2 separate regions of the Homo sapiens genome follow, and region 2 is linked to region 1. A link is an interaction called in ENCODE POLR2A ChIA-PET data of the cell type or tissue named here. Cell type or tissue: Panc1. All regions are shown on one strand.

Region 1 (8,000 bases):
TCTATGGGGTGATACATTCACACTGTAGGAATACTATATACTGCTCCTCAACAGTCTTTCACCCAATGTTTTTTTTATTGGTTTTTTTTTTTTTTTTTTTTTTTGAGACAGGGTCTCTCTGTTGCCCAGGCTAGAGTGCAGTGGCAGATCACACTTCACTGCAGCCTCAACCTCCTGGACTCAATCGATCCATCCACCTCAGCCTCCTAAATAGCTGGGACTGTAGGCATGTACCATGCCCAGCTAATGTTTCTGTAGATGCGATTTTGCCATGTTGCCCAGGCTGGTCTTGAACTTCTGGGCTCAAGCGATCTGCCTGCCTTACCCTCCTGAAATGCTGTGATTTACATGTGTGAGCCACCGCACCCAGCCCTCTTTAATAATGTTTTGGTTTGGGTCTTAACGTCTTTATTCATGCAGCTACTATAGCGGTATGTTTTTTATTGTTTTTGGTTAGTAACTGCCTTTTAACTTTTCTATTTTAGATATGTCTCTCTATATAGCCACATTTTTAAAAAAAATCTGAACTGATCATCCCTATCTTTTAACTGCTAAAATTATTCTTTTATGTTTAACTGTGATTGATATATTTGAATTTGTTTCTATCATTTTATGTTGTGCTTTTATTTGCCCTGCCTTTTTCTATGCTTCATACTTCTTTATTCCCTTCATACCTCTGTACCTTTTGGGGAAGTTTTCTTTTCTTTGTTTTTTTTCTAGACAGGGTCTTGCTCTACTGCCCAGGCTGGAGTGCATGGCGAAATCATAGCTCACAGAAATCTGCAACTCCTGGGATCAAGCAATCCTCCCTCCTCAGCCTTTCCAGTAACTGGGACTACGGGTACTTGTTACCAGGCCCAGCTATTTTTTATTTAGTAGAGACGAAGTCTTGCTATGTATGTTGCCCAGGCTAGTCTTGAACTCCTGGCTTCACGCGATAGTCCTGCCAAAGCGCTGAGACTACAGGGATGAGCCATGGCCAAGAAATTTATTTTTTAAATTGTTCTCCCCCTTCTAGTGGCTGAAAGTTATACATTCTATTTTTACCCAATTTTTTTTGGAGTCTCACTGTGTCACCTAGGCTGTAGTGCAGTGGCGCGATCTCAGCTCACTGCAGCCTTCGCCTCCTGGGTTCCAGCAATTCTTCTGCCTCAGCCTACCCGATAACTGGGATTACAGGCATGTGCCACCACGCCCAGCTAATTTTTGTATTTTTCGTAGAGATGGGGTTTCACCATGTTGGCCAGACTGGCTGGAACTCCTGACCTCAGGTGATCCACCCATCTTGGCCTCCCAAGTGCTAGGATTACAGGCGTGAGCCACTGCACCCACCCCTAAATCACTCTATTCTTCTCTCTTTTCTTTTTTTTTTTGAGATGGAATCTTGCTCTGTCGCCCAGGCTGGAGTGTAGTGGTGCGATCCTGGCTCACTGCAACCTCCGCCTCCCGGTTCAAGCGATTCTCCCGAGTAGCTGGGACTACAGGTGCCTGCCACCATGCCTGGCTAATTTTTTTCAATTTTTAGTAGAGATGGGCCTTGAGCAACACACAAACATTTCTTAACAGCACACCACCATGCCCAGTCCACTCTCTTCTTGAACTACAATACCGAACAGAGATAGTTTTGTCCTTTTTTTTATTTTTATTTTTTGAGATGGAGTCTCATTCTGTTGCCCAGGCTGGAGTGCAGTGGTGCGATCTCGGCTCACTGCAACCTCTGCCTCCCAGGTTCAAGTGATTCTCCTGCCTCGGCCTCCCAAGTAGCTGGGATTACAGGTGCCCACCACCAGGCCCGGCTAATTTTTGTACTTTTAGTAAAGACAGTGTTTCGCCATGTTGGCCAGGCTGGTCTCAAACTCCTGACCTTAGGTGATCCGCCCGCCTCAGCCTCCCAGAGTGTTGGGATTACAGGCGTCAGCCACTGATCCCGGCCTGTCCTGGCTTTTTAAACTATACTAATTAAATATCTCATACAGGAAATGTTCATTCAGATTTACTCTTATGGTTACCAATTTACTTGCTTAGCACTGCATTTTATCTCTTAGATTTTTTTCTGGGATTATTTTCCTTTCCCTGAAGTATATGTCCTTTTAAAGGTCATTAATGGGCCAGTGTGGTGGCTCACACCTATAATCCCAGCACTTTGTGAGGCCAAAGCAGGAGGATCACTTGAGCCCAGGAGTTTGAGATAAGCCTGGGCAACACATGAGACCCTTATCTCTACAAAAATAAATAAATGAATTAAATAAAATAAAGGTCATTAGGTGAAGATCTGTTGGTTTCTAGCTTTTGTCTTTATGGAAATGTCTTTATTTTGCCCTTGTTCTTAAAACTTAGTTTTGCTAGGTAGACAATTCTAATTTGATGGCTGTTTTCTCTCTGCACTTTGAATATTTTATTCCAATGTCCTCTTGCTTCCATAGTTATCAATCTGTCATTCCTTTGTAAGTAATTAATAATCTATAATTATCAATTTGCATTTCATGATCTGTGCAGTGATAGTTTCATACTGTAAGAATACTGTATACTGAGGATAGAATACCCATCCTCTCCTACTGTTTTTAAGAGCTTCTCTTTGACTTTGATATTCTTCAGTTATCTATAAAGTATGTACAAGTAGATTTCTTTTTATTTAACCCCCTTCCTTCATATGCATATGGTCCCTATATATATTCACATATTTCATCAATTATTCCATTTTCTCCATTATTCCTTTAAAATATTGCCTGTTCTTAATTCTCTCCTTATAAGACTTCAATCACACATGTTAGACTCATTATGCTCTTCCTTTTAACTTATTTCTTAACATTACATTCTGGGAAATTACTTCAGATCTTTCAGTTCATGAATTCTCCCTTTGCCAATGGTCTTATCTGTTGTTCAAATCATCCACTAAGTTTTCAATTTCAACAGTTATACTTTTATTTCTAACATTTCTCTTTGGTTCTTTTTCAAATTTGCATAACTGTCTAAGAGTTGTTCCTTGATATATTTTAGATTCCTTTATTAATTTAAATATTTTATACATGGTTCTTTTTATTTATTTATTTATTTATTTTTTGAGACGGAGTCTCACTTGTCGCCCAGGCTGGAGTGTAACGGCGTGATCTCGGCTCACTGCAACTTCTGCCTCCCAGATTCAAGCGATTCTCCTGCCTCTGCCTCCCGAGCAGCAGGGAGACTACAGGCATGTGCCACCACGCCTGGCTAATTTTTTAATATTTTTAGTAGAGATGGAGTTTCACCATGTTGGCCAGGCTGGTCTTGGAACTCCTGACCTCAGGTGATCTGCCTGCCTCGGCCTCCCAAAGTGCTGGGATTACAGGCGTGAGCCACTGTGCCTGGTCAGTTGTTTTATATTTCATATCTTATTATTTCAATAGTTTAAGTCTTTGGGGTTTGTTTCTATTAAATCTCACCCACAGTTGTTTATTTCTTTGTGTTTGGCAATTCTTTTATTGTAAGCTTATATTTTGTTGAATTTTATCTATGGGAATTCTGAAAGCCTAATCAGAGAAAGCTTTTTCTAAAAATGTATTTGCATTTACTCTGGCAGAGAGTCAAGGGCAGTAGTGACCCAGGTTCAATTCAGCATCTTTCTCAAGGGGCTTTTCAACGTTTCTGGGGGCCCAAGGCTTAGTCTCCCATTAGTGCTGATGTGAGCGTTTGCCTTCAGGAAAACGTTGCCAGTCTTGTTTGCTCACAAGCTTACTCACTGCTCCTGTTTCAGCTGACTCTTTACTTCTGTGAATGAACAGACCCTTGGAAACCTCCCTTACTTTTTTAGTACACCCAGTAATGCATTAAAATGTGTGCTTGTTAATGTCTACACAGAATTCTGAAAAATTTACATAGATGCTGCCTCCTCAAGGAGGTAGACGGCATAACTCCCCTAAATTGTGGGCTGTGCAGTGACTTCTTCCCAAAGAGTACAATGTGTAAGAGGCTTCAAAAAAGAAGAAATCTGAAAAAAACTATCTCAGCCAGGTGATCAAGGTTAGTATCATTAGCGGTAAAACATGTTGATAGGATGGACACTCTTGATATCATGTGATGAAAATGGAACTTTACCTCTGTGGTCTTCCTCCAAAGAAACAATAACCCCAGCTAATCATTAAAACAAAAAACAACCACAAAAAAACAGACAAACCCACATTGAGGGACATTCTACAAAATATCTGACCAAATCTAGGGAAGCTTAAAAGAAAACTGTGGACACAGTGGCTCACACCTGTAATCCCAGCACTTTGCGAGGCCGAGGCAGGCAGATCGCTTGAGCTCAGGAGTTTGAGACAAGCCTGGGCAACATGGTGAAACCCTGTTGCTACAGAAATTACAAAAATTAGCCAGGTGTAGTGGTGCATACCTGTGGTGCACACCTATAGCCCCAGCTACTCGGGAGTCTGAGGTGGGAGGATTGCTTAGACCCGAGAGGTCGAGGCTGCAGTGAGCTGTGATTGTACCACTGCACACCAGCCTGGGCAACAGAGCAAGACTCTGTCTGCAGGGAAAAACAAAACAAAACAAAACAAAACTGTCAAAATCTAGAGGAGCCTAAAGAGATATAATAATTAAATGTGGAGTTATGGAGAAAACAACAGTAGGTAAAAACTAAGGCAATTCATAAAATATGGACTCTTAATAATTACATATTAGGCCAAGTGCAGTGGCTCACGCCTGTATCCTAGCACTTTGAGGGGCTGAGGCAGGCAGATCACGAGGTCAGGGGTTCAAGACCAGCCTGGCCAATATGGTGAAACCCCGCCTCTACTAAAAATACAAAAATTAGCTGGGTGTGGTGGTGTGTGCCTGTAGTCCCAGCTACTCAGGAGGCTGAGGCACAAGAATCGCTTGAACCCAGGAGGCGGAGGTTGCAAGATCGCGCCACTGCACTCCAGCCTGGGCGACAGAGTGAGACTCCATCTCAAAAAAAAAAAAAAAATTACATATCAATATTGATTCATTGGTTTTAATAAACGTAACATACTAATGTAAGATGTTAACAACAAGGGCAACAGGATGCAGGGTGTATATATGTGTGTGTGTGTGTGTGTGTGTGTGCGCGGGTATATATATATAGTGTATGTGTATATATGCATATACATATATATGTGTGTATACATGTATATATGTATATATATACATGTGTATATACACGTATATACATGTGTATACGTGTATATGTGTATACATGTATATATGTATATGTGTGTGTATATACACATGTATATACACATACATATATACACACACATACAAGCACTCTCTGTACTATCTTCACAACTTTTCTATAAATCCAAAACTACTGCAAAGCTAAAATTTTATTTAAAAATTATGTCTGGGCCAGGTGCAGTGGCTCATGCCTATAATCCCAGCACTATATGAGGCCAAGGTGGGTGGTTTGCTTGAGCTCAGGAGTTTAAGACCAGCCTAGGCAACATAGTGAGACCCCGTCTCTACAAAAAAATACAAAAATTAGCTGGGCGTGCTAGTGCACCCCTGTAGTCCCAGCTACTTAGGAGGCTGAGGTGGTAGGATGGCTGAAGTCTAGGAGGCAGAGGTTACATTGAGCTGAGATCACACCACTGCACTCCAGCCTGGGTGACAGAGTGAGAGACACTGTCTCAAAAAAAAAAAAAAAAAAAGAGAAAAGAAAAAAAGAAAAAAATGGCCAGGAGCAGTGGCTCACGCCTGTAATCCTAGCACTTTGGGAGGCCGAGGCAGGCAAATCACCTGAGGTCAGGAGTTCAAGACCATCCTGGCCAACATGGTGAATCTCTGTCTACTAAAAATGCAAAAATTAGCCGGGTGTCATGGTGCCTGCCTGCAATCCCAGCTACTGGGGAGGCTGATGCAGGAGAACCACTTGAACCCAGGAGGCAGAGGTTGCAGTGAGCCAAGATCACGCCACTGCACTCCAGCCTGGGTGACAAGAGTGAAACTCCGTCTCAAAAAAAAAAAAAAAAAAAAAAAAAAAAAAAAAAAAAAAAAGGTCTGTTGCAACTTCTGTAAGATTTAGTTGTATTTCTGGTGGAAGGATCCTGCAAAATATCTAGCCTGTCACATGACTAGAAACAGTACAGTTTCACCTGCAACCCAGTACAATCATGCTCCTTCCCTCTGGCAAACTTTCTCTTCTCTTAGTTTCTGAGAAACCATTTTGTTCTGATCCTCTCTCCTTTCCCTAACACACCTGTTTTTGCACTAACCTTGAAACTCTGGTGCTCCCAAGGTTCTTTCATTGGCCCTATTCTCTTCTCACTTAACACACTGTGGTCTGAAGTGCTTATCCATTAACTAGTAAACATATGCTTAGACAGATGACCCTTGAACAACACAAGTTTGAACTGCACAGGTCTCACTTATACGTGGATTTTTCAATAAATACATTTTCAAAATTTTAGGAGATTTACAACAATTTGAAAAAACTCACAGATGAACCATGTAGTCTAAAAGTATTTTAGAAATTGAGAAAATTAGGTATGTCATGAATGCATAAAAACTATGTAGACACTAGTCTATTTTCTCATTTACTACCATTAAATATACACAAATCTATTTTAAAAAGTTAACATCTATCAAAACTTATGCACACACTTAAAAGACATACGTGCAGCCATCCAGTTGAGAGTAATGTAAACAATCATAAAAATTCAGTATTATATCATAACTGAATAAAATTCACTACTGTACATACTATACTGTAATAATTTTGTAGCCATCTCCTGTTGCTACTTCAGGGAGCTCAAGCATTGTGAGTATCCACTCAAAACACCCTGTGATGCTAATTATCTCTATGTAAGCAGTTCATCTCTCCAGAAAATTGCATATGTCAGTAAAAAGTGATCTCTTGTGGTTCTCATATTTTTCAGGTTTAGTGCAATATTGTAAACCTTAAGTAAACACCATGAGACCCACACAAAGTGCCACTAGTGATGTTAAAAGTGCTCCAAAGAAGCAAAGAAAAGTCATGACATTATCAAAAAAAGTTGGACTGCTCAATATGTACCACAGATTGAGGTGTCCAGCCGCAGGTGCCCACCATTTCAGATGGTTCATTTTGTAAAAAGTGACATAAACTTATGGTATTGATAAATGCAGCACCACCAAGCCCAGCTAATTTTTTTTGTATTCTTGGTAGAGATGGGGCTTTGTCACGTTGCCCAGACTAGTTTCGAACTCCTGGGCTCAAGCAATCCACCTGCCTCGGCCTCCCAAAATGCCGGCATTACAGGCATGAGCTACCACGCCTGGCCAACTGTGCTATTTCAAATACCAAAATACAGGCCGGGTGCGGTGGCTCATGCCTGTAATCCCAACACGATGGGAGGCCAAGGTGGGAGGATCACTAGAACCCAGGAGTTCGAGACCAGCCTGGGCAACATAGTGAGATCCCCCACCATCTCAAAAAAAGTAAAATAAATAAATAAATAAAAATAGGTAAGAACCAAAATATGGTATTTTTCTTGGCATAATACAAAATCAGCTTTATTTATCTTTCTTACCTTAATGTCTTCTCTCTATCTAATCATACACCACACCCCTCTCACTTTCAATACAAACTCTACCCTACTTACCTACGATTTATTACTCAACTCAGGAAACTCCCCTAACTCATTCCCCTCTACCCTTGTCACCACCTACTTAAAAGATTGAGAATATGCACCCAAGGGGGAAAAAAGCCCTCTATAACAAAGGATTTCTCCTTGGGGAAAGAAAATATTCAGATTTCTATTAGGGCATCTTAGTCAAGTTGGCCAAGAGAAAAATTAAAAGTTCAGCAATTTTGAACCACTCAACAGAGACAGCTCTGAAAGCACTACTCAGGGGAGTTAAACATGGCAAGATGATACTGAAGTCCAACCTAACCAGCTACATCACATATGACAACACTAAGGGTACCTCTAGCAAAAAGACCAAAGTCAAAGGACATGGCAAAGCCAGTAGGAGCTAATGATTTGTATTATGATAACCCATACTTAATATTTACATATTTACAG
Region 2 (8,000 bases), 87 kb before region 1:
GAGGCCAGGAGTTTGAGGCTAGCCTGGCCAACATGGCGAAACACCGTCTCTACTAAAAATACAAAAATTCGCTGGGCGTGGTGGTGGGCACCTGTAATCCCAGCTACTTGGGAGGCTGAGGCAGAATTGCTTGAACCAGGAGGTGGAGGTTGCAGTGAGCCGAGATCGCGCCATTGCACTCCAGTCTGGGTGACAAGAGTGAAACTCCATCTCAAAATTAATAAAATAAAATAAAATAAAATAAAATCAGGCCGGGCACAGTGGCTCACGCCTGTAATCCCAGCAGTTTGGGAGGCCGAGGTGGGTGGATCACCTGAGGTCAGGAGTTCTAGACCAGCGTGACCAACATGGTAAAACCCTGTCTCTACTAAATAATAATAAAAAAAAAAATTAGCCAGGCATGGTGGCACATGCCTATAATCCCAGCTACTTGGGAGACTGAGGCAGGAGAATCATTTGTACCTGGGAGGCAGAGGTTGCAGTGAGCCTAGATTTCGCCATTGCACTCCAGCCTGGGCAAAAAAGAATGATACTCCGTCTCAAAAAATAAAATAAATAAAATAAAAATAAAATCAATAAAATAAAATGCCACAATGTGTCCGGGAACAGTGCCTCATGTCTGTAATCCCAGCATTTTGGGAGGCCAAGGCAGGAGGACTGCTTGAGCCCAGGAGTTTATGACCAACCTGGGCAACAAAGCATGACCCTGTCTCTATTAAAAAAAAAAAAGAAAAGCCACAATGGGAGAGAATGTTCAGCCACATTTGCTGAATGAGTAAAGAGGTAAAAGCTTTCTGTCAGGGGCATGGATAAATTGAACTTTGACTTTGAAAACAAACCCTTGGGCTCACCTAAAATCTCTACTAAGATTTCCCTTCCCAGAACATCTCTTGGGGCTGTAGAAGAAAAACAAGCAGACACTCCCACCCCAGCTCTTACACAACTGATATGTCAGGTCAGGGCAAAAAGAGGAGATCCGCCAAACACAGGAGCTAGTCTAGGGTAGGGATGTGTCCATTTAGGTTCCACGCTAAAGTAAAAAACAAAGGGAAGGACAAAGTACTCTAAAAGAAGGTCCTAGATAACATCTGTAGAAGGAAATACAGGTTGAGTATCCTTATTTGAAATATTTGGGACCAAAAGTGTCTGATTTTGAATCTTTTCAGATTTTGGAATATTTGCATTATACTTACTGCTTGAGCATCCCTAATCTGAAAATCCGAAATCCTCCAATGAGCATTTCCTTTGAGTGTCATTTTCGTGCTCAGATTTTGGACTTTGGATTTGGGATGCTCAACCTGCATACAACTGAGGCTCACTTCTAAATAATAAAGATTTCAAATCATTTCCTAATCACTATTGCCCCTGGCAATGATTGACTATCTTCAGTGTTGTCTCATGTAGGTGCAAAGGACTGTTAGCCAGGGAGGAGGGAGAAACAGAGGAAAGGGATGCTGTCGGTCTCCTTTCTACCCATTCCAACTGAAACACCCCAAGAAAAATGTAGCAAGTTTCAAGTCCTTTTCTCTCCTCTCCCACAAATTATGTGGCAAAGGATATGAGTAATTCTCGAAAATAAGGGGACACAATGGGGATGAGGAAGGAAGATCGCTGGAATATCCAATTTACCATGACCCTGAACATGTCCAGGGTAGACTGGTTTAGCCAACTCTCAAGTCAAACACAAAAACCTGCAACCTGCATTTGTGTTTTCCTTTTGAGACGGCGTCTCACTCTGTCACCCAGGCTGGAGTGCAATGGCACAATCTTGGCTCACTGCAACCTCTGCTTCCCGGGTTCAAGCGATTCTCCTGCCTCAGCCTCCCAAGTAGCTGGGATTACAGGTGCGTGCCACCATGCCCAGCTAATGTCCCCCCCTCCCCCCACTCCGAGACAGAGTCTTGCTCTGTCACCCAGGCTGGAATGCAGTGGTGCGATCTTGCCTCACTGCAACCTCCGCCTCCCAGGTTTAGGCGATTCTCCTGCCTCAGCCTCCTGAGTAGCTGGGATTACAGGCGCGTGCCACCACGCCCAGCTAATTTTTGTATTTTTAGTAGAGATGGGGTTTCACCATATTGGCCAGGCTGGTCTCAAACTCCTGACCTCGTGATCCGCCTGCCTTGGCCTCTCAAAGTGCTGGGATTACAGGCGTGAGCCACCACGCCTGGCCCTAATTTTTGTATTTTTAGTAGACAGGGCTTTGTCATATTGTCCAGGTTGGTCTTGAACTCCTGATCTCAAGCGATCTGCCCGCCTTAGCCTCCCTAAGTGCTGGGATTACAAGCGTGAGCCACCACGCCTAGTCTGTATTTGTGTTTCCTCAGTTGGCACTGAAGAATTCACTAGCCCCTCCACCCATATCTGTATTCTCAATTTTTGATTCTTCCCTAGGTGTGAACAAAGGATAGAAAAACGTAACATTTAAAAAAGGAAATGTACAGTTGGCTCTGTCTGGGGGTTCTGCATCTATGGATTCGACCAACCACAAAAGTATTCAGGAAAAGGTAATAAAAAAATTAAAAGTAACACAAATTTCAAAACATACTGTATACAACTATGTACATAGCACTCACATTGTATTAGGTATTAGTAATCTAGAGATGATTTAAAATTTACTGGATGATGTGTGTAGGTTATATGCAAATACTATGCCATTGTATGTAGGGGACTTGAGCATCTGTGGATTTTGGTATCCATGGGGGTCCTGGAACCTGGTATCCTTCATGGATACCGAGGAGGGTTGACTGTAACTGCAATGATCAACTTTTACATAGATGTTGGCCTTCTTATCCTCTTCCCCTCAAACTTGTAACTAAGCAAAGGCTTCTCCTTTCTTTCCCCAGCAATTAATTAAAAGTAACTGATAGTTTTACACTGCACTTGCTTCTTTGCTTTAGAGTGCTTCTATTTCCTTCTACATGGGGAAGACAGAACAGGATGTTTACTTAAGGGCCAATATCTCTCTTACTGATGACCCTCTCGTAGCCTTGCCTATGCAGCCTCAGTGAGTTATTACTTAGCAATTGTGAACAGCAGCTGACCGGACTTGTCCATACAGTTACTCATAAACAAGTATGAGAAACGCCCCAATACCCCAAAACCCATTCTGATTGTGTTTGCATTGCTACGTCTACATACATGAAGGAATAACTCATCCCTGCTACACAAGATTGGCTTACATTAAAAAAAAAAATTAGGCAGAGGAAATTATGAATAACATGCCCAGAAAACCTTATGAGGAAGTCTCAAAGCTGTTGCTTCTTTAGGGGTAGATATAGAAATCAGGTGGGCAAGTCAAGGTCCCAAGAGACAAGGAAAAAAAGGGTGAGCCAGATTCCAGTACAGTGGTACACCCTACCTGCTGGGTGTGTTCCCAGGCCACTGCTATTTAAGTGTCTGGTGACACATGTACGTACCTTCACATAAGCAAGGCTGCTATTTAGAGCCTTCTACCCTGCCAGTGACCCAGGCCTGGCCCAGATGCAGTGACTATCCCTCTTTACCCCTTACAGCCAGCATTCCAACCCAGCCTCACTGGGTTATGAACAAGGGATGGGGTAAGACAGAAGGGTTAAGTGTGGCTTCTGCACAACAGATTGCCAATATGCAGTAAGGGCAGATGTGGGCAAATAATTGGCCAGAAGGATCCCTGCTACCACCCCAAACCCCCAATTCTATGCTTGCTTTAAAAATGCTTCTTGGCTCACAGTTGCACAACCTTTTGAAGACATGCACAAAAAATTATTAATACAGTATATCCCACTTCACCAACCACTCCCTGAACATCTAGAACTCACCCGACCCATTATCCCTTTCCAAAATTCAATTACACAAAGGATCAAACAGAAAACCCACAAGGCCATAAAGATCTTAAGAGGCTCAGATTGCCTTCAGTGACATTAAGTGCAGAAGTCAAAGGGGACATCTGGAAAAGATCAACAGGAGGGGAAAAGTCAACCACACAACAAAGGAAACCATACTTTATTAAACTGGAAAACAAAATAATGGGGACAAAGGGATTAAAAAAAAAAGGAACGTCTGGAAGAGAGTAAAGTGCAAGTGGTTACGAAGTGGGTGGTCTGTGGTATCTCTGTGTGTGCCTGAGAAATGTGTGGGCGCACACACCACTACTCCCACCCCCATACCCTTGGACCAAAAGCCAATACAACCATATCTTCTGAGATATATCCAGGCTTTTCCTTCTGCATTCTCTAGTTGGTTTCACCTTCGGCCCTGGACAGTCAGGCTGGGTCTTTGCTAGAGAAAACTTAGGTTTTCCAACCACAGGCCTGCTCCACAAAGCAGCGGTTTCAGCTCCTGAGAAGTTCCCTCCTATTTGCACTCACTAGGAAGCCAGGGGCCCCTGGTCCAAGCCCGTCTCAAAGAAAAATGTCAAACCTTTCAAACTAGTTATTTTATTAAACGATATTAACACACATTTCAAAAGGATTTCATTGTTGTTGCTTCTAAAGCATGTACTTGTTTTGTTTTCCACACCGAACACGTGAGAATATCAATCCAACATATCTATTTTAGATCTTAACAGGCGCCCCCGCCCACTTAAAAAAAATAGTGGGGGAACTGGGGAAAGCAGTAATTTACAGCGGCTTCAAAACAGTAACAGCTGAAGCTCAATTCTGCAGGAACCGGTAACTTCAGGATTGAGAGTGAATATCCTGCCATTAGGAAGTTTATCGTATTCACATTATCTCGATAGGTTTGCTGGACCCATATATATCACAAACATTTTATTCCTGGTATTGGAAAGTATAAAAGTCCTATTCTCTGCTTATTTTCCCCTCCCTGGAATCAAACCAAATTCTATTTACTCTCAACTTTTGAGAGGGTAGAGGGGAGCAGGGAGAGAGCTCTCATCTAAGCTGACTGAAGAGTAAACTCTTTCAAAATACTTAAGGACCCTATTTCTGAACTGTATCACTGAACTTTAAGTGGTACTAGTGTATTCACAACCCCTACCAATTCTCTGTCTGTGATTTTACAGTGAGTACCAAGGACCTTACAACTTCTCACATTCTGCTTCCATATGAATCATGTCCTTGCTAAGACACACTATGTTATGCTTTCTTTAAAAAATATCTTGTTTATTTGTTTAAACTCAGGTTGAAATACAAAAGTCAGAGCATGGTCACGGAGTTTTAAATCACAGACACAGAAAGAATAAAACCCCTTTCTTTCACGTTATGAATACCAGAACTGTCTTTTCTGTTTCACTATTTATCACATATATACACACTGTCATCTTCATTTACTGATGTAAATGTAAATTTTAAGATTTCCTTAAAATTAATAGCTGACAGTCTCATACAAATCCTCACTTCCATCCTAAAACAAACATATTGAGGATTTTGTGGCTTAAAAAACAAAAAAGTACCCCACAAAAACCCAACTCCTTAAAAGCCCACCTTCGAAACTGTCCAACAAAGTCTTCCTTTCATGTATTAACCATCATACTTTTGAGGACAATTATCCCGCCCCAACGTTCAGGAAGCCACTTTCCTGACATCCCCACATTTTCTGATAAAAATTAAATGGTCAGAGAGCCTTATCAAGTAAACACTACTTTTAGCTTAAACAAGAGCAGCAAAGAGAATTCACATTCTTTTATTCTAGAATGAAAAACATCCCATTTAATTTCTGCAAAAAAAAAACCTATTTCAATTTTGAAAGTCAAATATCATTTCCCCACCTCCCACCCCATTTTCTCTTATGCTTTTCCCTAACAAATGTCTTAGGACTCAATATAACTATACTTTCTTTTCTTTGCTACACTACATACCCCATCCCACACGTAAGGTCATGGTATCATGCATTTTTGTGGGGAGAGCTACAGGGCAGAGAGGGTCGAGGAAAGAAAGAACAGTTGGCTTAAGACCAGACAGGCATTAAGAAGATGAATGACCTGCAGCATCCTAACCCCAGAACACATGGCGAGCCCAAATAAATAACAGAATAAATTACGCAAAAACTCCCAAATCATGATGTGCACCTGGTTTATGCTGCTCTTTCTCTGAAAAGTTCATTCTGAGAGAATCATTTTCTGTCACTACATTGCCCACCCTCCCCCATCTTTAATATTCTACTGGAGGAAAAAGCAACCCCATACTTCCTATAGTTAGTTCTATACTAACTTGGAAGAAAATATGAAACTTGCCAGAATTCTCTGGAAAACTAAACACATACTGTTTTACTCATCTAGCTGGAGATTATCAGTTGAGTATGCCTTGGGGTAAGACACTAAATTAAAAAAAAATTGTAGTAAAGCAACATTTACTTTTCAGTGTCCCTAGATATAAAGATATAAACACTCAAAGTACAGTGATTGTCTATTTCCCAAGTACTAGATGTAGAAATACAAACAAGTCTTTCAGTCCAGGGAGAAGGAAAGCACTTATCTTGCATGTAAAACAACTAAGGGCAGAAATGGTCTTTATTTCCTATTGGGAGCGAGAGGTGGGGGTAAGACTTGAGCCTTGAAATGGGATAGACACATGTGTATAATATAAAGGAAAATGCTACTGAATCTCCTCCTTTAAAATATCAAGAATAGGGGTGAATAACACGACTGAGGCAAGGGGAAAAGGAAGATAAAGACAAATATTTCTTTCTTTAATAGTTAACCTTTGTTGAAAACCACCAATAAATATCACTTACATTAGGGAGGCACCATGGTAAAATTAATGTCTACTTCTTATATTTAAAAATGCAGGGATAATATTTCTGTTGCACCTTTGTATCAATAGTCAACTGTAGTGACTGTCTTTCTGGCCACAGCAGAAGAAAAACTGAGGGAGATAAAGTCAAAAAGGAAAAGCAAGAGGCATGAGCTTGGTGCAAGACATGTGAAACTACCTTGAAAACATTTCCTATTCTCTTGTTTACAAAAAAACAGGCAGGTCACATCACACCATTAATGCTTCCTTTCCTTATTTTACATACTGTAGTCACTCCTTATTTTAACCTTGAGGCTGATTAAAAAAAGATTTTAGGAGAAGGGTAAAGAACTAAACTTCAACATGCCTTTAAAAACAAAACAAATAAACCTGACAGGTTCAAGGTCTCTCACATTTCCTCCCTTGCAACATCTCTTGGCTGTTAGCAGGACACAGATACACAGGGAAGGGAGCCGAGCTGGCTACAGCAGTTACTAAGCTGCCGAGAGAGGGGACGGGAATCCTTCCATTGACTACTCGATAAGCCAAGCCCAAAATAACATCCCAACATTGCACATGTGGTTATCTGTACTGATGGAAGTTTTATTTCAAATGTAATAATACTCTTCAATAGATGGGGTAAAATAAAGATTGTTTTCCTCCCCACTCCCCAACCCCCCAGCCAAATGAAATGGCTTTGGTTGTGTTTCTTTACTTTTTTTTTTTTTTTTTTTTTTTAATACAAACAACTTGGGGAAGGTAGATAAGTGCAATGGGAGGGAGGATTGAATTGAATAGTAAAACGTAAGCGTATGTGATTTCTTACTTTGGAAGAGAGGCCCTTTGTTATAATAAAAAAAAAATCGAGAAAGAGAAAACAAATAAAAACAACAACAATAAACCAAACTCCTACTTCCAATGTTCTCTAGACTGTTCAAAATGCCTTTCCCTTGGTTTCCATCAGTACCTGGGAGGGAAGAATGGGCGTTTTGGTGCAAAGAACGGAGGGCCCCTAGCAAAAGGTGGCCTGGGTCTCTTTAAACTGTGAAATGGGTCTCTGCTGAGAAAAGGTTCCCTAGGCCGAAAGTCTGGCCGGGGACTCCGTAAGATTATACCACTCCGGCTGATGGTGTCTCTGTGTGAGGGACCCAAGGGGGGGCCACTGCTGCTGTTGCTGCCTCCCCCACCTCCTCCTCCATGGGGTGGGCCCAGGTGTTCCAGAGAATGGGAGGGTAGGGTGAGGCTCTCTCGTACACGGCTAAGGCCAGGGCCGTTGAGGTCCCGTTGGGTGGGGCCCCCGTGGTCCCTGGGTCCTGGGAGTACCCCAAA

What was found. Peaks named below come from ENCODE experiments on the same cell type or tissue, not always from the same donor. Only the 100,000 strongest peaks of a DNase experiment are listed, where the experiment ranks them.
Region 2: POLR2A ChIA-PET joins it to region 1 with 8 read pairs; 2 of 35 experiments call an interaction of 5 or more read pairs at or near these places.

Annotation. Positions count from the first base shown.
Region 1 is chr1:150,385,559-150,393,558 of GRCh38, reverse strand. All of the region lies in intron 1 of RPRD2 (regulation of nuclear pre-mRNA domain containing 2), which reads right to left. Among named protein-coding and RNA genes, the nearest start is that of RPRD2, 25 kb to the right of the region's middle. In Panc1, no CTCF peak of the experiment used is centred here; a DNase peak (open chromatin) is centred at 3,728.
Region 2 is chr1:150,472,966-150,480,965 of GRCh38, reverse strand. RPRD2 (regulation of nuclear pre-mRNA domain containing 2) reads right to left here. Exons shown (of 11, transcript NM_015203.5): 11 at 4,400-8,000. The coding sequence ends at 7,632. Among named protein-coding and RNA genes, the nearest start is that of TARS2, 10 kb to the left of the region's middle. RefSeq lists an enhancer at 7,970-8,000. In Panc1, no CTCF peak of the experiment used is centred here; no DNase peak of the experiment used is centred here.